3 separate regions of the Homo sapiens genome follow, and all the other regions are linked to region 1. A link is a loop called in an ENCODE intact Hi-C map of the cell type or tissue named here. Cell type or tissue: heart left ventricle. All regions are shown on one strand. Region 1 overlaps FGD4 (FYVE, RhoGEF and PH domain containing 4). Region 2 overlaps FGD4 (FYVE, RhoGEF and PH domain containing 4). Region 3 has its middle 22 kb from the start of DNM1L.

Region 1 (8,000 bases):
TGATATGGTATCATAAACTTCAGCTTTTACAAATGGATAATGTATGGGGAATTAATTAGATCACTTTTAATAAATTTGCCAAGTTTTTTGTAAATCACAGAAAATGGATTAGTGATTATCTCTACTGTTGACAATGAGGAGCATAGTGGATATACCAAAAATTATTTAGGGTTGAGTTTACACTATCTATGACAATCAGTTTCCTAGCTTTGGTTTTTTTTTTTTTTTTTTTTTTTTTTTTTGAGACAGAGCCTTGCTCTGTCGCCAGGCTGGAGTGCAGTGGTGCGATCGCGGCTCACTGCAACCTCTGCCTTTTGGGTTCAAGCGATTCTCCTGCCTCAGTCTCCCAAGTAGCTGGGACTACAGGCGCGTGCCACCATGCCCAGCTAATTTTTGTATTTTTAGTAGAGACAGGGTTTCACCACGTTGGCCAGATGGTCTCGATCTCTTGACCTCATGATCCGCCCGCCTCGGCCTCCCAAAGTGCTGGGATTATAGCTGTGAGCCACTCCACCCGGCCCTCCTAGCCTCTTTTTTAATGAATAAATTGCTTTTATTTGCTTCTAAATTTTTTAAAATTAAAAGATAATTTACATACATTAAAATTCAACCTCTTTAGGGTACAATTCTGAGTTTTGACAAATGCACGCAGTCATATAACCACCACCACCACAATGAAGATACAGAACAGTCCCTTTAGTTCCAAAATTCTGTCATGCCGTTTTATGAAAAGTCAGTTCCCTTACCACCAGCCCTGGCAACCTTGGATCTGTTTACTATTCCTGTAAGTTTGTCTTTTCCAGAGTGTCTCATTTTATCACATATGTGTAGCCCTTTACGTTGGCTTCTTTCTAATGCACATGCAGGTATCTTTGTTCATCCCTTGTTATTGCTGTGTGGTATGCCATTGTGTGGATGTACCACAGTTTGTTTCCCATTCACTACTTGAAGAACAAGTGGGTATTTCTAGTTTTGGATGATTATGAATAAAGGCTCTGTAAACATTTTTTGTCAATGTAAATCCTCCTTTTACTTAGGTTAAGTACCTAAGAGTTAGGATTGCTGGCTCATAGGATAAGTGCATTCCCACCTGATGAGAAACTGCTATTGCTCCTATTGGGTAGCCTAGAATTTAGTGTTAAGTTTGTGGTAGATGCTGCAGATTATTACAGATTGTCCACTTGTGGGCAATTGAGAGTCAATCATAATTGTTATATTTTATTTTAGTTATCACTTTCTCCTGCAAACCATGTTTTGATTTTTGGCTTTCATCTATAAAGATTAAAAGTGAATACAGTAGTGTCCCTTTATCCACAGGGGATGTATTTCAAGACCCTAGTGGATGCCTGAAACTGCATATAGTACTGAACAGTATATATACTATGTTTTCTCCTTTACATCCATAGCTATGATAAAGTTTAATTTATAAATTAGTCACAGTAAGAGATTAACAGCAATAGCAATAAAATAGAACAATTATAACAATATACTGTAATAAAGATTATGTGAATGTGGTATCTCTCTCAAAATATTATATGTAATATTTTCAGACTGAAGTTGATCACAGGTAAAGGGTGACTGCTATACCATTATATCTTAATTTGTTGTACAACAGTGAATTTAATATCTTAATGGTTATCACTGTACTAGCATGAGTGATCAAGATTTTTGACCTCCTAAACTTAGTTTTCTCTTCTGCAAAATGGTGATAAATTAACACTACCTTACAGAGTGATATTCTTCTGTAAGATGGTGATAAATTATTACCCTGCAATAAGGACTTTATGAAATTCTACATGGAAAATGCTTAACATAGCAATGGGCAGAGAGCACATGTTAGCTTTTTTTTTTTTTAAAGTGTTTGTTTTAATACCAAACCTGAGATTACAATTTAAACATTGCTATCAAAGCTCAGGAAGTACAGACAGACGTTGGGGCATTTTTGTGACAGGGAAGTATTCTGGTTTTTACATTACTGAAATTTGCTAAGGCTAAGTGGTCTTGGAACCAAACCTAAACAGATTCTCTGCCACAGTGAAATTTTAACACATATGGGTGGAGTTTGCAAAGGAGTTAAAAACAATTCAGGTTTCTTCTCTTTGACTTTTTTCTCCATGTACTATTACCCTATTCTGTATCAGATTAATTGTAAAGCTTATTTATTTATGCCTTATATACACATTTCTGTTATTAAAAAAGTACCACTTTCATTAGAATGATTGACAACCTTTGTGTCCTGATGGGGAGCTTGTGTTGAAGTGGGAGAACAAACCCCTCACACCTCATCCTCAGCACTGTATTGGCTCCTGCCTGACATCCATCAGCTCCTAGCAGGTGTGCAATTTAGCAAGTCCTTTAATCCTCCCTAACCCAGCAATTCACTGCCCCAGTGGTTCTCAAAGTGTGATTCCTGGAGTGAAGGCCCAGGTCAGCAGTGTCACTGTCACCTGGGAGCTTGTTAGAAATGCAAATTATGTGGCCCCACCATGCACTGAATCTGACTTTGATAGGGCACTCAGTGATGTATGTCTTGATAACCCAGTAGGTGATTCAAGTGCACACTAGAGAGAGGGAACTACTGTGTCTGGACACAAAGAGGAGGGGGTTGGAGAGGTTATTTTCCCCAGTGAGGGAGAATGTCTGTAACCTGTTAACTCATTATGATTTTATAAATATTTTAATCTGACATTTTCTTTTGTTTGTTTGTTTGTTTTTGAGATGGAGTCTCACTCTGTCACCGAGGCTGGAGTGCAGCGGCGCAATCTCAGCTCACTGCAACCTCTGCCTCCTGGGTTCAAGCGATTCTCCTGCCTCAGCCTCCTGAGTAGCTGGGATTACAGGTGCATGCCACCACACCCGGCTAATTGTTGTATTTTTAGTAGAGATGGATTTCACCATGTTGGCCAGGCTGGTTTCGAACTCCTGACCTCAGGTGATCCACCCACCTCGGCGTGCCAAAGTGCTGAGATTACAGGCGTTAGCCGCCGCGCCTGGCTTTAATCTGACATTTTCTGATTTTTCAAGGCCATGAGAAATTACTAATGTACTTATAAAGACAGATAAAAATGAGTAATAAATATTTTACCAGTTAAACTATGTTTTGAAATAACATATACGACTTGTTTTCCTTAGGAAATTTGTATGTAGTATTTATTAATTCTGTATTATTTAGTCACTGAAATCAATGAGCTATGCTGGAAAGGAAAACATAAATGGGATATTTGAGGTCATTCAAAATGAGATTTTAACATCTTAAGCTTGTGAATCATGAATCTGTAACCAACATCTTTGGTCCAGGGCAGGAGCCCTGTTAAAATAGAAACAAACTGTTTTCCCATTAGCTTTTTTAGAGCATTACTAATAGTTAAGGCATTAGTCCATTTAGAAATCGCCCTATTCCCAGCTGTACTTTGAATGCTTTTAAAGGTTCCATGTGCCTCAGTTGTTTACTTTACTTTGATAAATAGAAGTCTCTCTGTGCTCATACACTCCCTCTCATGCAATGTACTGCAGCAGTCCGTCCTCTGGGGAGGTGTGGCATGTTTTGCATAAGGTCGTCCTTGGGCAGTAAGTTCGAAGAATGCACTGAAGTCATAGTGCATTGGTCTGAGCTCCTGGCAGATCCTGTGTAATCTTCAGCCTCCCTGAAGCTTTACAGCCAGGAGTGAGATTTTATCACATGAACTTTAAAAGAGTAAAGCCAAATATCTTTTTATTAAACCAGAGTAGATTAATTATCAGTATATGTGAAATCATGTCCACTGATCAAGGTAAGTGGTTTCATTTTCTAGTAGATATATTTTTTTCTTCCCCAGCGTGGGTCACTTTATAACACTGCATGCCGAGGGATGTAAAAGTGGCAGAGTTTGGTTTTCTTTTAAAGTTAATAAAGCTCACATTGGTTTTCAAGTTCAAGATTAAAATATGTGCTATTGATGGGTTTTGGCTCTCCAGGAGGCTTCTTCTGGGCTAACCAGATACAAATGAGTTTGATAGTTAAGTTTCTCTGGCTTATTTTTATTATCATAAGTAAAGTTTGGAAATTTGGTCATTGAGGGGAGAAATATAGAGAAAGAAAGGAACAGTTTTCTCTTTTTCCTCCCATTTCTGGTGTGAACAAATGTTAAGAAATATTTACCACTAATCATTTTTCTAGTGCTACTGCACGGAGCATTGTTCTGTTAAAACAAACAAAAATTCCCACCATCCCAGTCTTGTTTTGGTGAAGTTCAGGGGAGTAAGTATTATTTGTTTTTCTGTAAAAGACAACATTGTAGAGATAGGCATGAGTTTGTTTTTTAAAAATTGTTAGTGGTAGTAGTATTAAGCCACTGTGGTCTCTTTGAGTGTTGTAGAGAGCATATTAATGAGAAATTGAGTCTTTGAAATAGAAATGTAATTCAACTGTGTGATAGAAATGTAATCATGTGACGGGAAATGTCTGCTAAAAATATTTTTAATCACTGAAATGGGTTCATTTTGTTTATTTTCCCATTCGTTTTTGACTGGATATAAGCCTCACTGAAAAATGTCCACACTGCTGAACAAGATAAACTACAACTTAGAACCGGCAGCCTTCACAGTTACCAGTATTCTTTCTGATGGTGGTGTGGCTCTTTCCTTCCTTAAGTGTCAGGGGCATACGCTGAGTGTGGAAGCCCAAGGTTGGGGTTGGTGACAGCACTGCCTCAGGAGAGCTGAGGCGCCACTCCTGCAGCTGCACAGCTGGCTCCGTTCCCAGGTTCTAGTAGCTGCGGGAGGGTTAAGCAGCCCAGTCCATGCCTGCCCCTGCTCCCTCCATCACTCAGGCAGAAGCCTGAATTCTTTTGCAGGCGTTCCACCACTCTTGCATAAAGTTTGGAGGTCTTGTGATCTCTCCAAAATTTACCATCATACTCTAAATATGAAATTAAAAAAAAAAAAAGAAATGCAGCAAAAGGGAAGTGTTTTCTCACCCCAAGCAGTGAAGTTTTAGGTTCTCTTTTTCCTGAAATAGCTTCTGTCCATTCTCATTTATCTTCAAACAGTTAGAGATGATTGGAGAGACAGTATTCCCTCCTGGAAGGCAGCTCTTAATTAGAGAGGAAAATATTTCTAGAACAGGAAGATGAAGCTTGAGAGGTGAATGTTGATAAACATAGAGAACTTGTTGGCTCTTGTTTTCTGCTTTAATGGACAGCACCCTTTAGAGAGTGGCCACTACAACAATATGGACTTTATAAGTTCCTTTTTAGGTTTTTAAACTGAGAAGACAGTAATATAGCACTTCCTGCCTACACTACTGGATAATTTTGTTAAATCATCTAAGAAAAATTGTAAATATGCATATTTAGTGCACATGTTATTTTATAACAGTTTTTTTTTTTTAATGACCTGAAAAAACTTCTCTTTCTAAAGCTTACGCTTTCAGGCAAACTCCTTTCACATGAAAGAAATGAAATATGATAGAGTATGATGAATGACTCAATAGGAAATATTATGCAGTTCTTTGGAAGAATGATAACTTGGTGTTCCTTTAATAAACATCCAAATGTACATGTAACCTAAACTGCAAACTAGGATTAAGATTTAAATTTAATCAGTTCTTCTTAGATACTAGAATAGACTTGAGGAGGTCAAGAGTAGATAGGAGACTCCTGGAATAATCCAGGGAAAAGTTGAAGTCATTTATTTCAAAAATAAAAAGGTATTTTCTTAGATGTTTTGTGGACCATCCCTGCCCACTTCCTGAGCCACCTTCTGATAACCTTTACTGTAGGCACCTGTTTTCTTTATAAAATAACAAGCTAATTTTTATTGGCTAAAGTACATTTGTAAATGTCTTCACCCTGGTTTGTGTGTGTTCTCTGATTTATCTCCCACCACAGCACCTGCTAAGCTCTGGCTAGAACAGATCCTTCCATTTTTATTCCCTGGCGAATTGACACAAGTTAGTTGGTTATACGTTGAAGCAGGCAGAAGGAAAACACTTAGGAGAAGAAAAATAGTGTTAATCGTAGAATTTGGTCATTCTACATGGTGGTTATTATAATAAAACTTGGCCTGGGGAAAATGAGTCTTTCACCCTCTTAGAGAATAAGTACACACAAATACATTTTTAAAACATTTAAACAAACAAACAAAAAAGACTGTGTCACTGTGGTCTTGTCTTTTCCATGCCATTATAAAGCAGTTATTTCTTTTTTTTCTCTCTCTCTTTTCTTTTTTTTTTTTGAGACAGAGTCTCGCTCTGTCACCCAGGCTGGAGTGCAGTGGCGCTAAGCTCCACCTCCGGGGTTCACACCATTCTCCTGCCTCAGCCTCCCGAGTAGCTGGGACTACAGGCACCCGCCACCATGCCCGGCTAATTTTTTGCATTTTTAGTAGAGACAGGGTTTCACCGTGTTAGCCAGGATGGTCTCAATCTCCTGATCTCATTATCCGCCCACCTCGGCCTCCCAAAGTGCTGGGATTACAGGCGTGAGCCACCACGCCTGGCCATAAAGCAGTTATTATTTCTTATGCTTAGTCCCAAAAACCTAGTCTTCCTTGAGTCATTTTTCTCTTATGTACAATCTGGCAACAAATCTTGCTTCAAGATATATCAAACTGACTATGTCTTATTGCCTCTACTGTTACTTGCCCTGCTTTAGGTTACACACAGCTTTCCCCTGGATTGCTTCTACTAGCCTCCTATCTACCCTTGACCTCCTGGAGTCCATTGTCTACCTAACAGCCTGTGTGCACCTCTAAAAACGGAGGGCAGATAATTGCCACTTCTCTGCTCGCAGTCCTTCAGTGAATTCCCATCTCTTTCAAAGGAAATCCCCTGTTCTTTCAATGATGTGCAAGGCCCTACCTTCTCTAGCCCCTATCCCTATCCCTACCCCTTAACTTTCTGACCTCAGCATCAAATATGCTCCCTAGTCTATCCATGTTGTCTTCCTTATTTCTCTTTGAACATATCAACTGTGCTTCTACCTTAGGATTTTTGTAGTTTTACACTTTGCTTGGAATGCTAATCCTCAAAATATGTTATGCCTTATTCCCTTCATGTCTACTCAGCTAGCAGAGTATTAGTGAGACCTCCTTGTCCTCCCTGTATATAGGATATAATAATAGCCTCTCACCTAATAGCACGCCTGTTCCTTCACCCAGCTTTACTTTCGTTATAGCAGTTTTTTTGTTTGTTTGTTTTGTTTTGTTTTGAGACAGAGTCTTTCTGTCATCCAGGCTGGAGTGCAGTGGCGCAGTCTTGGCTCACTGCAACCTCTGCCTCTCAGGCTGAAACGATCCTCCCACCTCAGCCTCCACAGTAGCCAGGACTTACAGGCACACACCACCATGCCTGGCTACTTTTTATATTTTTAGTAGAGACATGGGTTTTGTCATGTTGCCCAGGCAGGTCTCGAACTCCTGAGCTCAAGCAATTCACCTGCCTTGGTTTCCCAAAATGCTGGGATTACAGGTGTGAGCCACTGTGCCTGGCCCATCATAGCACTTTTACCATTTAGCATGTTATACAGGTTATTTTTTTGTTGTGGTGTTCACTGCTATGTTCCTAGGGTCTAGAAAGGTAACTAATAGATACTGGGTGCTTTGTTAATATTTGTTGATTGAATACATTTCTAATATTCAGTGCCTTTTTCTGTTGGGAAATGTAAAATGAGCAGGAATATAAGAAGTTTAATAAATTATAAATATTTGTAGTGTTCTCCATTTCTTCCCTTCAGTTCTCTTTTAAGAATAAATATCCTTGCTTGCTAACCTCTGGTGTCCCTTGTTGAGCAGCATGTCAATAATGAGTTCCTGCTATTGGAAGCCTCACAGGCCAAGTTGATATAAAGAAGTATGAAGAAAGTATGGAGGGGTTAGTGGGTTAGTGAGATTGGAATCTGTGGCTGAGCCCGTACATGATTTTGGATGATTAATTAATGGGCTGTGTCGTAAGACAGAAAAGAGATGAGGGAGAAGCTTTGGGGTGTGAAACCAAGAAATCTGGAGCGATACTGTCTGTGTGG
Region 2 (8,000 bases), 49 kb before region 1:
ATTAGCTGCCAAATACATTGTGGCAATGCAAGTGTTCTAGTTTTCATATTGTAATATGGTCTTACAAGATGTAATGATCAAAGGAAACTGGGTGAATGGTACACTGGACCTCTCTGTCATATTTTTGCAACTTCCTATGAGTCTGTAAGTATTTCTAAATAAAATGCTAAAAGATATATCCAGACTTTAGACCTATGCCGTCCACTAGCCACAGATTGCTTTAAAAATGAACATCAGCCGGGTGCGGTGGCTCACGCCTGTAATCCCAGCATTTTGGGAAGCTGAGGCGGGTGGATCAGGAGATCAGGGGTTCAAGACCAGCCTGACCAACAAGGTGAAACCCTGTCTCTACTAAAAATATGTAAGTTAGCTGGGTGTGGTGGTGTGCACCTGCAGTCCTAGCTACTTGGGAGGCTGAGGTGGAAGGATCTCTTGAACCTGGGAGGCAGAGGTTGCAGTGAGCCAAGATTGTGCCACTGTACTCCAGCCTGGGTGACAGAGCAAGACTGTCTCAAAAAAAAAAAAAAAAGAACATCTAAGTTAATTGAAATAATTTCAGTTCCTTGATCACACGAACCCATGTTTCAAGTGCTCATGTGGCCACCTTATTATATAGCACAATTATAGAACATTTTCATTATTGCATAAAGTTCAATTGGGCAGTCTGCTTTAAATAAAACCCTCTATAGTAGTGCCAGTTGTCACATGTCTTGGTACCTACACATTTCTTAGAGAACAGTCTCAAATTTACAAATCAAAGTAATTGTCTATACCAGTAAAATTAAATAGAATGGATAAATTAAGCATTTTTTAAAAAAGTGCCGTGACTTTCAAGGCCACATTATATATTTTAATAAACAAAGGAAATGAAATATTTGCTTCATGTTTGAAATAGGAATAAGGTGTTTTTCCTTATCTGCCAAAGCAGTTGCTGTCTTTTTCCATAATCACAATATAGCATATTTAGGAGATGGGAAAAACAGAGACAGATGGGTAGGGAAAAGAGAAATTCTGGCATGAAAAGTATTTTGAATATCCCATGCTTCTTGTTTTCTATTTCTTAGTGACCAGCTTACCAATGGTAGCTTACCATTGAAGAGGAAGTGTGGTTTAGCAACCAGACCTTAAACCAAAATTCTATTTCTGGCTCGAAGTGACCTTGAGGAAGTTACACATATGTTCTTCTCATTTGTACAGCGAATAAGCAAATTAAGATAAAAGCAACTATTGCTGAGCGGACTGTAGGACTGCAAGATATGTTACTCTAAAATGATCCCACTATTCCAGATTATATATAAAATGATTTGCTTACAAGTAGATTAAATACAGAGTTTCCAGGAATTTAGTTATGCAAAGAATCCCATGAGGTAGAAAGAGGAACTTTACCAGGCATAAAAATTTTTAAGTTTTGAGTTTGGGGGGAGAATACAAGAAAACGAAGACATAGGGTAAAAATTTTTATTTCATCCCACGTTAATAATTTTGACAAACTTTGGGAGGATAAGCAGACGTTCTGCACTTTAGAAATCACGTTTTGAAGTTAAATAGTTCAGGATTTGCATTCCAGACCTGCCGTTTACTATCTGGAAAGTTACTTTCTCAGTTATAGATGATGTATAGATGTTCTCAGTTTCAACACCTATTAATGACTTTTTGTTGAGGTTGTTATGAGGAGAGCACATAGCAAGTTAAGTATACAGCTATAATTACTGATAATTTTATCAAGATACGGAATATAATGATGGTGTTAGGAAAATATAAATAGCTTAGTGTATTCTCCTTTTATGAAGCTTTATTTTTAGCCACATGATAATTTTTGTGTGTGTGTGTGGGTAGAATACTAATTTTAGCTTGTAACGAATTGGTTAAAATTGCAGTTCCTATAGCCATTCTGAAATTCAAGCATGTGTGAGTAAATTGATCAGGATCACTTGATTTAAAGCCAGTAGGGATAAATCTGTATTTTGTAAAATCTACAAGGCAGAGAATCTGTGCAGAGAACTCAGAAAAATAGCACAATCACACATCTATGGGTGCAATTTTATTTCAGTGTAATCCCTGCAACATTTTTCTACGGCTAGATCCATATAATCTCTGAATGAATAGTGAAAGGTTTAGTTGATTGTAAAGATACATAAAAATCTACAATGTACAATGCCAAATCATCAGAAAATATTCCATATAACTTTTCTTTTTCTTTGCCCTCCAAACTGCCAAAACATTGAAAAAAGAGGTCAAGAACAAAGGCCAGCATACTCATGAGGATCCTTCTGGCCCTGGTTCACAGTAGCAGTGCAGGACAGTTCCAGTTTTAGCCCATAACTCATTGGCATATGGTCAGTTTGAAGTTTCCTGCAGTACTTTTCTGAGCTAGAGAGAGGGAACCAAAAATGCTGACATCCTCATTTGACATCTTCACTCCAGCCTGTGTAAGTGCCAGCACTTCCTGTGTAAAACCTATCCTGACTGTAGAGGACACACCCAGCCCTTAGCTGACCTGGATGAGGATGATGGCTGGAATTGGTGAGGTTTGGAAAGCATTAGCCCTCAGATGGACACCACCACAGTATATGAACATACTGTGTATTACTATACCTTTCACTTCATAAAGATCAGCTTTTAAAGTTTATGAAAATAACATTTATTGACAGCAAGTGATTGTTGGAGGTAGGTTACTAGCTCTCAAAATCACCACTGCATTACAGTATTATACTAGATGATGGTGTGTTCAAGAAAGAGTTAATTATTTGGATGTATAATACCTTGGAAATTACACCAAAAAAAATCCGTTGGGAGCTCTGAAGTGTGCATATCTTGTCTGCCTCATATAGTATGGCTTTATCTTGACTGCCTTGTCAGTCTTGGCCTCAATTTTCTTATCCATGCAATGGGAGGATTTCTAAATGTCTTAAGACTTTATGATGTTAGTGTGTATTTCTCCAAGTAGTTTTCTTCATGCTTCCACTTGTTGGTTCATAAGCTGCATCAGGTGTGTGTTTTACTATACCCATCAAAATGTCCTCACCTACTCTCAAAGTGCTTTAAGGTAACATACAATTTTTAGTTTGCTATTCCATATAACATAGAAACATAATAATTTTAAGAAGTGATGTTACAAAGTTGAGCTGAGTCTAGGTATTATGGTTTGATTCTGACTACAACATCTGACTATCACATGAAAAGGGACATTTGTGTTATGTAAATGTTGAATTTACATCATGATTAATGTTTAGGTGTTTTAAAACATCTGTTATGTGATAAATTAACTAAAATACCCCTTTTTAGGCTGGGTGCAGTCACTCATGCCTGTAATCCCAGCATTTTCGGAGGCCGAGGTGGGTGGATTACCTGAGGTCAGGAGTTCAAGACCAGCCTGGCCAACATGGTGAAACCCCACCTCTACTAAAAATACAAAAATTAGCCAGACGTGCTGGTGGGCACCTGTAATCCAAGCTACTTGGGAGGCTGAGGCAGGAGAATAGCTTGAACCTGGGAGGCAGAGGTTGCAGTGAGCCAAGATCACACCACTACACTCCAGCCAGGGTGACAGAGGGATACTCTGTCTCAGAAAAAAAACAAAATAAAAATAAAAAATCCCATCTTATTTTTTAAGAAATGGCGCCTCACTCTGTCGCCCAGACTGAGGTATGGTGGTATGATAGTAGCTCACTATGTAACGTCAACCTTCTATGCTCAAGTGATCCTCCTGCCTCAGCCTGTTGAGTAGCTGGGATGACAGGCACATGCCATAACACCCAGCTAATTTTTTAAAATTTATTTTTGTAGAGATGGGGTCTCACCATGTTGCCTAGGTTGGTCTCTAATTTCTGGCCTCAAACATAAAACATTCATTTTAATCCATAATTTTACTTTATAGGCATAACAAGGATGAGAAATTTGCCTATCAATCAGTGCCTTCCTCTTTTAAAAACCTGACTTGTTTTTATATAGAAATTACTTGGGATTGCTAGGTAACCCGCATAACCATTCCTGGAAAAAAATGGAAGGCCCTTTTTTGCTTTTGGGAATATGGAGAGCTTATACACAGTTTCACTATTCAGCATTGCTTGCAGTATTTCTTACAATTTTCTGATGTCTGTCAAAAAGAATCCTCAGATCTTTTAAGACCAATTTTTTTTTTTTTTTTTTTTTTGAGACAGAGACTCGCCCTGTTGCCCAGGCTGGAGTGCAGTGGCGGGATCTGGGCTCACTGCAAGCTCCGCCTCCCAGGTTCACGCTATTCTCTTGCCTCAGCCTCCCGAGCAGCTGGGACTACAGGCGCCTGCCACCACGCCTGGCTAATTTTTTTTTTGTATTTTCAGTAGAGACGAGGTTTCACCATGTTAGCCAGGATGGTCTCGATTTCTTGACCTCGTGACCCACCCGCCTAGGCCTCCCAGAGTGCTGGGATTACAAGTGTGAGCCACTGCGCCTGACCAAGACCTATTTTTAAAGGGAAGTTTGTTATAAGCCTAAATGCCATAAATGTAATAAAGTTACATGTATTTGGCATCATACTTCCTAGTCCACCCCCGGTATTCTAGAGCTCTCTCAGTACATTTTGAAACACCTTCGTGGAATTTTGAAATGCGTTGCTTGCGTAGTTCCTTGAGCCTGCATCACTGCCAGAAGAAGACTTATGAAACAGAACTCTGTACTTCCCATTAGTTAGTTCTTTATCATGTTGAACACTAGATGTGTATGTGTCTAGTGTCTAAATACAGAATGCCTATAGTTTCTACCAACAAATTATGGATCCAAATCCTTGCTCCAGAAGCAGGAAATAGGTTAATCAGAAGATTGCTGGATGTTATGAAAAGAATCTTTTATGGGGGGCTGTGAGTATTGTTTTGCAATTGCCATTTCTGAAATATCTCAGGTTAAAACATTTGGATTTTTTCACTATGCAAAGTATACAATAGATGAGGTCACTGGTATTTCTCTTTGTTTACTGTTAAGTGATAATAATTTGTACCACGATGGAAAAATTATCGTGGATTTTCTTTAGAGTAGTTCAGTGCTGTGGTTTTAGCACAAAGGTGTGCTTTTTCTTATCTTCATGATCCAGGAACAATTACTTGAGGGAATGGCATTTCTCCCTGTGAGTTCATAGCACAGAGTGTTTCCTGAGAGTAGTGGAAGTGAGTAAGTGCAACCACTGTTGACCCTTGTCATCTCAGTCTTTTTTATTATAACCTCTTTCCTTCTACTTTTTTCACTTGTCTTCTTTCTATTTCTAATATTTAAGATTTACACTTTAGCCAGTTTCTTAAAACTTATTTGTGCACCTAATATTTTCTTGGTCATCAATTATTTGGGGATAAAAATTCCCCCTACTTCTAAAACATGAGCAAGGTACATTGGTAATTCTCAGGTTTAAGGATTTCTTGAAATAACATTATCTGATTTATTGGGATCTGAAGTATAGTTGACTTGACTAGGTACTTCTATCATTGTGGCTTAAGTGATCTTGTAGTCTTTTATATTTAACTGAAAAATCATTTTAGGTTGATGTTTTTGTTCAGAGAAACATTTTAAATTTTAAACCAATATTTTTGTTCAGTAGGAAGGAGAAAAAAATAAACATCCAAGTATAAGCTACTGTAACATTTTGAGGTGTTTTTCCTCTTTGTAGCTATTGTTTTGTGAAACTGAGGCTATACTGTTTATGGATTTTGAATTATACTTCTCCCTCTGACCCCCACCATGTATCATTAAATTATTTCAGGCTACTAAAAATTCTCAGGAAATATCCATTTCAGTTGCTCTACACTATTCTGTTACAGGTACCTTAATTAACACATCCACTATTATTAGATATTTAAAATTTTTCTAAATTCTGTTTTATAAATAATCGTGAGAAGAACATGAATTTGTAAGACTGTCTTGCAAGGTGCCTTTGGTGGGGTGGGTCTCATTGTAGTTGTATTCTTGATTTTAAGATAACAATAATAGCTTGACCTTAGATTTGTAAGCACAAACATTGAATTAGGATTTTAAACAAATGTGTTGGGCATATCTTTGTTTAAATTTATGAATATTACCCTTTTTACACTTTTACTTATATGTGACAGGCAGCGATGTGCTTGCAATTTTAAAATTTATATTGTTATTATTTGTTATTATTATTATCATTTTTTAAGAGACAGAGTCTCACTCAGCTTGTTGCCCAAGCTGGAGTATAGTGGTGTGATCTCGGCTCACTGCAACCTCTGCCTCCTGGATTTCAGTGATTGTCGTGCCTCAACCTCCCAAGAATTACAGGTGCATGTCACCACACCTGGCTAATTTTTGTGTTTTTAGTAGAGACGAGGTTTTGCCATGTTGGCCAGGCTGGTCTTGAACTCCGGACCTCAAGTGATCCACCCGCCTTTGCCTCCCAAAATGCTGGGATTACAGGCGTGAGCCACCATGCCCAGCCAATTTATATTATTTATTTATAGAAACAAGATTTTCTCACTGTGTTGCCCAGGTTGGACTTGAACTCCTGGGCTCAAGCAGTCCTCCCGCCTCAGCCTCCCGATAGCTGGGACTATGGGCAAGTTCCACCACACCCGCATTAGCCATTTTAAAAATGTGGATTCCATTGCTTTTTTCAGAGAGACAAAGTGGAATGGAAGCCATAGAACTTATTCAGATAGCTGGACCATTGAGAAAACTAATAGAGGACTTCAACTAAGGCAGGTTCTTCTATGTTCCAAGTCTTGTATGAATGAAAACTAGATCCATGCATAGGAGATAAATCAAGCATGGGCTGTGAAAATGTTGGTAACTGGAAAAACACAAATTCACAAAGCTTTTGGCTAGTTTTTCTTTGTTTTATTAGGTTATCAATTGGCCTGAGATTTTCCCGAATAATTCAGCCACAGGAAAAAAAAAAAAAAGACAGAGAAAAAGCTTTTTGTTTTTTAACATTGTGACATTGTAAAAAGTTTCTGTGTCACAGACTTGCACCAAGATAGTGTACTGACCTTTCTTGTGGAATGAATAGAACTGAGTTTAGAGTACTTTGAGTTACTTATAAATTCTTAAGTGTGCCTTCTATTTAAAACTTACAGTCATAAAGATAATAATAGAAGAGAAATAGCTAGGGTAATATGATTATACGGTCAGAATTTGGAAGTTTGAAGACTTATCTTCAAGTAATTTTAGATTAGAAAACTTGTGGGATTTTTTTTTTTGAATTTGACTTCAAGATCTCAGGGGATTTCTTTTTTTATTGACCCATTATTTGTGTTCCCCCTGTTAGCTTAGATGGTGTGATATAGGCAACAACCTGATTTTTTTTGTTTAAAAATACATTATCTGATTTTTATTAAATCCCAGATATATGTTAATGTTAAAAAATAAGTTGGCTGGGCACGGTGGCTCACGCCTGTAATCCTAGCACTTTAGGAGGCCAAGGTGGGCGGATCATGAGGTCAGGAGTTCGAGACCAGCCTGGCCAACATGGTGAAACCCCGTCTCTACTAAAAATACAAAAATTAGCTGGGCGTGGTGGCGCATGCCTGTAGTCCCAGCTACTCGGGAGGCTGAGGCAGGAGAATCGCTTGAACCCGGGAGGTGGAGGTTGCAGTGAGCCGAGATCGCACCATTGCACTTCCGCCTGGGTGACAGGGCGAGACTCTGTCTCAAAAAAGTAAAAGTGAGATTTCTTACAGAACCTATATTTTATTCTCTATGATAAGTAGTGAATATATTTATTTGTAAGACTAAAAGTAGACTCAGAATTAGTCTGAAAACCACAGTAGTACTGGTTTTTTTTACACCTGTATTTGCCTTCGTTTTCTTTTCTTTGTATTTCATGCATCTCAGCCTCTTCTCTTTTTGTATTTCATGCATCTCAGCCTATGCTTCTCTTCAGTGCGTGCCTGTAGTGCACATAAGTCTTCTAAGGATCAACTTTGTAACTGAACCAACTGGACTCCTGTCCAGGAGTTTATACCCTTCTTGGCATCTCTCCTGCCCATTTGTTTAATCTTTCCAACTCATTTGATCCT
Region 3 (8,000 bases), 120 kb after region 1:
GCTTACACCTGTAATCCCAGTACTTCGGAAGGCCGAGGCAGGCGGATCAGGAGGTCAGGAGATCAAGATTATCCTGGCTAACACGGTGAAACCCTGTTTCTACTAAAAATACAAAAAATTAGCCGGGCTTGGTGGCGGGCGCCTGTAGTCCCAGCTACTCGGGAAGCTGAGGCAGAATGACATGAACCTGGGAGGCAGAGCTGGCAATGAGCCAAGATTGCACCACTGCACTCCAGCCTGGGCGACAGAGCGAGACTCTGTCTCAAAAAAAAAAAAAAAAAAAATTACCTGGCCTGTATTCTTCAAAAATGTTAAATTCAGCTGGGCGCAGTGGCTCACGCCTGTAATCCCAGCACTTTGAGAGGCCAAGACGGGTGGATCACAAGGTCAGGAGTTCGAGACCAGCCTGGCCAATATGGTGAAAGCCCATCTCCTCTAAAAATACAAAAATTAGCTGGGCTTGGTGGCGGGCACCTGTAGTCCCAACTACTCGGGAGCTGAGGCATGAAAATCACTTGGGAAGCGGAGGTTGCAGTGAGCCAAGATCATGCCATTGCACTCCAGCCTGGGTGACAGAGTGAGACTCCGTCTCAAAAAAAAAAAAAAAGTTAAGCTCATGAAAGACAAAGACAGACTAAAGAACTGTTCCAGGTTAAAGGATAGAAACACATGATAAGTAAATGCAATGTGCGCTGGACTTAGGCCACAATTTATTCTTTCTTTTTTTTGGCTATAAAGGATATTATTGAGATAACCGTTAAATGAATAACATCTGTAGATTAGATCATCATACTGTAGCTGCTAATTTTTCTGTTTTGACCATTGCACTGTGGTTATGTAAGAAAATATCCATGTCCTTGAAAATATACACTGAAGTATTTGAGGAAAAAGACACATCGTGTCTGTAACTTATACTCAAATGGTTCAGAGATGAGAGAGAGGGAGAAAGAATGATAGAGCAGAAGCAATGTGATAAAAATGTTAAAAGAATCTAGGTGAAGGGTAAACTAGAGTTCTTTTAAAATACTTATGACTTTTCTGTAAGTCTGAATATATTTCAAATAAATTGAAGTTTTGGAAGAAATGTAAATTAAAATGAGATATTACTACACACCTGTTAGAATGGTCAACATCGAGACACTGACCACAAATGCTGACAAGGATGTGGAGCAACTGGAACTCTCGCTCATGGTAGGTGGGAAGGCAAAAGGGTACAGCCACTTTATAGTTTGACAGTTTTTCTTGCAAAACTAAACTTATACGAACCAGCAGCACACTCCTTGGTATTTACCTAAATGAGTTGAAAACTTATGTCCACACACAAACCTGCTACAGAGCAGCTTTATTCACAATTGCCAACACTTGGAAACAACCAAGACGTCCTTCAGTAGGTGAACAGATCGACAAATGTGACAATGGAGTATTATGCAGCACTAAAAAGAAATTAGCTATCAGGCTATGAAAAGACATAGAGGGACCTTAAGGGCATTCACCAAATGAAAGAAGTCAACTAAAAAGGCTACATATTGGCTGGGTGCAGTGGCTCTTATGCCTGTAATCCAAGCACTTTCGGAGGCAGAGGCAGGCAGATCACTTGAGGCCAGGAGTTCGAGACCAACCTGGCCAACATGGTGAAACCCCATCTCTACTACAAACACAAAAATTAGCTGGGTGTGGTGACACGTGCCTGTAGTCCCAGCTACTTGGGAGGCTGAGGCATGAGAATCGCCTGAACTCAGGAGGTGGAGGTTGCATTGAGCCAAGATCGTGCCATTGCACTCCAGCCTGGGGACACAGCAAGACTCCATCTCAAAAAGAAAAAAATATATATATATGGAGACATATTTTGAGATTATGTAGATATCCTAGTCAAGAATTTTTTACCCATCAATGTCCATTGATGATTCTGAATGATTCCTTTGTTTTGTCAATTGCTGATGTTTTCATTTCATCATTTCTTCTACACTTATTTGTTGGCATCCTACTATAAGCATTTTTTCTTATCATTTATTTATTTATTCATTCATTCATTCATTCATTCATTCATATGTTTGGATTCCTGTGTTCCTATTTTATTCAATGGATTGTATAATCCGTTGCCATTATTTTAAATTTTATGTTAATTTTTATGTTTAACTGTCCCAGATTTTGCCAGTGGGAGACCCTTCGAGCTGCCTCCTGGTTCTTCTGACATGTCACTTGAGCCTAAGAGTTTGAGACCAGTCTGAGCAACATAGTGATACCCCATCTCTAAAAACAAAAACAAAACTACATATCATATGATTCCAACTATGTATATGACATTCTGAAAAAGGTAAAACTTTGACACATTAAAAAGATCAGTGGTGGCTCACGCTTGTAATTCCAGCACATTGGGAGGCCAAGGTGGGCAGATCACTTGAACCCAGGAGTTTGAGACCAGTCTGGGCAACATAGTGAGATCCTGTCTCTACAAAAGATACAAAATTAGCCAGGCATGGTGGCAGGTAGTCCTAGCTACTCAGGATGCTGAGGTACGGGAATCACTTGAACCCTGGAGGCGGAGGTTTCAGTGAGAGGAGATCACACCACTGCACTCCATCCTGGGTGACAGAATGAGACTCTGTCTCAAAAAAAAGAAAAAAAGAAAAGAAAAAACAAAACAAAACAAAACCCATGTATGAGATTAGAGCCCCAAGTCCAGAGAGGAGCAGTTTCTCAAACTCTTGCTTCAAACAGCCAAAGTAAAGATTAATGTCTATTAAATTAAAAAAAAAAAAAAAAAAAAGCCGGGCATGGTGGCTCATGCCTGTAATCCTAGCACTTTGGGAGGCCGAGGCGGGAGGATCACAAGGTCAGGAGTTCAAGACCAGCCTGGCCAACATGGTGAAACCCATCTCTACTGAAAATACAAAAATTAGCCAGGCATGGTGGCGGGCACCTGTAATCCCAGCTACTCGGGAGGCTGAGGCAGGAGAATCGCTTGAACCCGGGAGGCCAAGGCTTCAGTGAGCTGAGATCACTCCACTGCACTCCAGCCTGGGCAACAGAGCAAGACTCTGTCTCAAAATAAAATAAAATAAAAGCCTAGCTGTTTTTTTTCTTAATTTTTCTTCTCTGTCTTTTCCATTTTTTCCATCTAAAAATTTAAAGTTTAAGAAGAAATACATTGTTATTAAGGAACCACCAATATCCACTTTATCCATCTAACAAAATGATAGCACCAGCCCACTAGTAGCAGTTGGCCACCTAGGATAGTTTGCCAGTAGTGGTAACCAAGGGCCAGGTCCACCCTTCCTCTCAGCTTTGGTGTATTATCTGGCAGTGGAGCTGGGCTCCACACAGAAGAGAGATCCCCAGCTCCCACACTTCGCATTACTATTTGTTACCTGAGCCCCAGTTATACTGTGTGTGTTGCTTAGGTCTTTGGGCTCAACAGATTCCTTGGACAACATAACAACCAAACACAACACATAATTCCTTCAGCTTCTGCCAACAACTCACTGTTTATGGGGCTGTGATGTGGGCCATGGGGCCAGCCTGAGATCAGGAACAGATGGGACATGTAGGCTCCCAGGTAAAGTAATATCTAGGCACCCTTTAAAATCAATATTCTTGAAATAGTTGCTCAACATGAATTTATTTTATTGGGTTTTTTTATTTGTTTTTGAGACAGGGTCTCTGTCACCCAGTGGCACAAACGGCTCACTGCAGCCTCAACCTTCTGGGCTCAAGTGATCCTCCTACCTTGGCCTCCCAAAGTGCTGGGATTACAGGCATGAGCCACTGCACCTGGCCTCAACATGTATTTAGAGCACGGAGGGATGAACAAAATAGTCAGACTTCTGGGGGAGAGCTGGCAATCTTTCCATTGTATCTGCGCTCTTCAGTTTTGGGGAGAGAGTTGTGTATATTTACTACTCATCAAGTAAAAGGACGTGGAATCAGCTGGAACAGGTTTCACTGGAAAGCTGTTTAGGGATCATTTATTGTTGCTCAAGAGTGCCCTCTAAGGGTTTCAAACTATGATAAGTGACTAACCACATTCTGTGCTCTGCAGGAGTTCCGGCAAACACAACTTTCTCCATATCACTATGGTTTCAGAGATGCCTAAGTGCTCATTGATACTTTAGCATCCCTTACAGGATGGCAACACCGGCAGCTCCCCGGCCAGCCCCCCTTATCCTGCTCTGCTGGGAAGAACAGTCTACAATGCGGCCGCCCCATGGTCAAGTTGCCCTTGCTCCTTGATTCTGTTATTCTCCTTTTCTTAAAAAAAAAAAAAAAAAAAAAAAAAAATCAAAGCAAATTTCTCCAACCTTATCCACAATAGAACTCACGACCGAATCCAAGGGATAGACTACTGTCACAGCTCAATCTTGACCTGGGATCCCCCATATATAGGTGTTATATAGGTGTCTCTCTCTCTCTCTTTTTTTTTTTTTTTTTTTTTTTTGAGACAGAGTCTCGCTCTGTAGCCCAGGCTGGAGTGCAGTGGCGCGATCTCGGCCCACTGTAAGCTCCGCCTCCCGGGTTCAAGCGATTCTCCTGCCTCAGCCTCCCTAGTAGCTGGGACTACAGGCGCCCTCCACCACGCCTCGCTAATTTTTGTATTTTTAGTAGAGACGGGGTTTCACCGTTTTAGCCAGGACGGTCTCGATCTGATCTCGTGATCTGCCCGCCTCGGCCTCCCAAAGTGCTGGGATTACAGGCGTGAGCCACCGCGCCCGGCTAGGTGTCTCTTTATAAAATAGAGATCTGGCCGGGCGCGGTGGCTCACGCCTGTAATCTCAGCACTTTGGGAGGCCTAAGGCAGGTCAGGAGGTCAGGAGTTCAAGACCAGCCTGGCCAAGATGGTGAAACCCCGTCTCTACTAAAAATACAAAAAATTAGCCGGGCATGGTGGCGGGCGCCTGTAATCCCAGCTACTCGGGAGGCTGAGGCAGAGAACTGCTTAAACCTGAAGGGGCGGAGGTGGCAGTGAGCCGAGATCGCGCCATTGTACTCCCGACTGGACGACAAAGCAAGACTCCGTCTCAAAAAAATAAAATAAAATAGAGATCCGGGCCGGGCGCCATAGCTCACGCCTGTAATCCCAGCAGTTTGGGACGCCAAGGCGGGTGCATCACCTGAGGTCAGGAGTTCAAGACCAGCCTGGCCAACAAGGTGAAACCCTGTCTCTACTAAAAATATAAAAATTAGCCAGGCATGGTGGTGGGCACCTGTAATCCCAGCTACTCCAGAGGCTGAGGCACAAGAATCACTTGAACCCGGGAGGCAGAGGCTGCAGTGAACGGAGATTGTGCCACTGCCCTGCCTGGGCAACAAAGAGAGACTCCGTCTCAAAAAATAATAATAATAAAATAAAATAGAGATCCACTGTTTGTAGTCTGAGGTCCTATTAGTTTTATTTAAATTGTACCCTAAGCACTTCCCCTCCTTCCAAAACAGTTTTCACAGTAACAGCCAAAACCTGAGGGTTTAGTATCTGCTAGCCACTATTCTAGGAACTTTATAGAAATAATTTCATTCATATTCCATCACAGTTTTTCAGTGTAAGCATTGTAAATAATGCATCAAGAAACATCTTTGACTTGTTACTGAGAGTTCCATCTGTGATAAAGGGCAGATGTCATAGAAAACCCCTTTGGCAGGTGATTCAACTCGAAGGAGAGGGTGGGAGGAAGCAACATCTGAGAATCATGTGAGCTGTGTTTCGGAAATACACACATCTGTCCCACATCCTGCTGCCCTGTGGATTTGATATGCCTGAGGCTGCATGCTGGCAGGTGGGCTTGGGTGTATAATTTTCTCCCAAGTGATTCTCACTCATTCCATTTTTTTGCCTGTCCCTCATCCCCATTTTTAAAAATTATTTATTTATTTATTTATTTATTTATTTATTTATTTATTATTGAGATGAGTCTTGCTGTGTCACCAAGGCTGAGTGGCATGATCTCGGCTCACTGCAACCTCTGCCTCCCGGATTCAAGCAATTCTCCTGCCTCAGCCTCCCGAGTAGCTGCAACTACAGGGCTGTGCCACCATGCCCTGCTAATTTTTGTATTTTTAGTAGAGACAGGGTTTCGCCATGTTAGCTGGGCTGGTCTCGAACTACTGACCTCAGGTGATCCACCCACCTTGGCCTCCCAAAGTGCTGGGATTACAGGTGTGAGCCACCACACCCGGCCCCTGGTCCCCATTTTTATGAACCATTGTGATAAAGTTGAGGAAAGGCCATTAGTCTTAAGGGTTGCACTCAGGCGCAGTACCACAGCCCTGTGCAGCCAAGACTTCAGTGCTCTGCCTGCTCCCTGTGACAGCACACCCTCCTGCTGTCCACCCAGCTCCACAGGCTTCACTGAGAGGCTCTCAGGTAAGCCTCAGCCTGTTGTGGGCTGTCTAGACTGAAAGCAAAGATAGCTATCTGGCTGGAAAAGAGAAAGGAATTAAGAGATCCATAAAAAGGCTTTCTAAAACAGCCAAATGTTTATAAAGGAGAAAGGAAATTGGGAGCTGGCCAGGTCGTATTCCCGTTCTTTGCCTTCTCACACGACAGAGCAGTGTGGTTCCCAACCTGGTTTCCTACCTCCCCTTTCTTCCCCACCTGGGGACATGTGGCAAAGTCTGGAGACATTTTTGTTTGTCACAAACGGAGTGGTGATGGGGAGGTAGTGTTACTAGCATCTTGTGGGTAGAGGCCAGGGAAGCTGCTAAACATCCCAGGAGGCACAGTACAGCCCCCCAAACAATGATCTGGCCCAAAATGTCAATGGTGCCGAGGTTGGGAAGCCCCGCTCCAGAGCCTCCACTTCTCTGGCTACCCATTCCCCCACTCCCGCCACTCCTCAGACAGGGATGGAGGACAGCCAAGATTGTCAGCTGTGACTTTCTCTGCAACCCTGTCTTCTTTTCTCCTGTCCCCCTGTCCAGTGCTCTGCTTCCCTCAGGTCCAAGTGGAACGATGATGGCATCTGACCAGAAAGTTTCCTGGGCCCTGAGTAACTGCCTTAGATTCTTAGTATGTAGTGGGTGAATCTTTAGTAATAAGGTCCCTGGAGCAAAGTGATGCCTTATCTCTAGTATGAAATCTGGGAACTCACGGAGAGATAAAAATAGCCTCAATACCAGTGGACTGGGAACATGGTGCGTGATCTGCTGTTTGAAAATCCCTGTCCTTAAGTGGCCTTGCACCATGATTGCTAAACTTTTCCAGAGCCATCTCTATTTCTCTAGTGTAATTTAACATCTTTTTTGGCGGGGGCGGGGGTGAGTCAAGTTCATTCTTTTTTTTTTTTTTGAGACGGAGTCTCACTCTGTCACCCAGGCTGGAGTGCAGTGGCGCGATCTCGGCTCACTGCAACATCCGTCTCCCAGGTTCAAGCAATTCTCCAGCCTCAGCCTCCTGAGTAGCTGGGAATATAGGCACCCGCCACCGTGCCCGGCTAATTTTTGTATTTTTAGTAGAGACCGGGTTTTGCCACGCTGGCCAGGCTGGTCTCAAACTCCTGACCTCAGGTGATCCGCCCGCCTCGGCCTCCCAAAGTGCTGGGATTACAGGCATGAGCCACCGCGCCCAGTCAAGTTTATTATTCTTAACTTGACCCTATCTTTCCCACTTTTGACTCCAACACTGCTCAGAGCTGCCACACCTACCCCCATAACAGTTGTGCCACTGGGAAGTGAAGAGGGTGTATCACAAAGTCAGAAACTTTGGGAAAAACTAAGATTAGGTTGTACATCCTTCAAACAAGAAGACAAACTACAAGAAGGGCTCAATCACTGCACGCAGTGAGTGTGAGGAGGGCAATGTTCCCTTGATAGTGGCCAAATGTGTGAGTTCCTGGCTTCCTGGGCTCTGTCATGGCTCAAGGTTGGTAAGAAGGCCAGTGATGTTATGAGCAGGCTTCAATTTCTACAGGGTTGTGGGGCGTCATCCACCATATGAAGGGGCTGCAGCAGGTCAGAGATGTGCAATGCCCATCCAGATTGAGGTGCTGACGCCCTTGCCAGAGCTTGGG

Evidence for each region. Peaks named below come from ENCODE experiments on the same cell type or tissue, not always from the same donor. Only the 100,000 strongest peaks of a DNase experiment are listed, where the experiment ranks them.
Region 2: it touches region 1 in a loop (1.9-fold over the local background); 12 of 110 quality-filtered maps call a loop at or near these places.
Region 3: it touches region 1 in a loop (2.2-fold over the local background); 7 of 110 quality-filtered maps call a loop at or near these places.

Annotation. Positions count from the first base shown.
Region 1 is chr12:32,530,729-32,538,728 of GRCh38, forward strand. The region is part of intron 1 of FGD4 (FYVE, RhoGEF and PH domain containing 4); the gene reads left to right. Among named protein-coding and RNA genes, the nearest start is that of FGD4, 140 kb to the left of the region's middle. In heart left ventricle, no CTCF peak of the experiment used is centred here; a DNase peak (open chromatin) is centred at 4,743; H3K4me3 peaks cover 3,270 bases; H3K27ac peaks cover 4,394 bases.
Region 2 is chr12:32,481,306-32,489,305 of GRCh38, forward strand. The region is part of intron 1 of FGD4 (FYVE, RhoGEF and PH domain containing 4); the gene reads left to right. Among named protein-coding and RNA genes, the nearest start is that of FGD4, 86 kb to the left of the region's middle. RefSeq lists a silencer at 1,050-1,209. In heart left ventricle, no CTCF peak of the experiment used is centred here; no DNase peak of the experiment used is centred here; H3K27ac peaks cover 4,004 bases.
Region 3 is chr12:32,653,776-32,661,775 of GRCh38, forward strand. No RefSeq gene overlaps it. Among named protein-coding and RNA genes, the nearest start is that of DNM1L, 22 kb to the right of the region's middle. In heart left ventricle, a CTCF peak has its summit at 4,000; a DNase peak (open chromatin) is centred at 198; H3K27ac peaks cover 797 bases.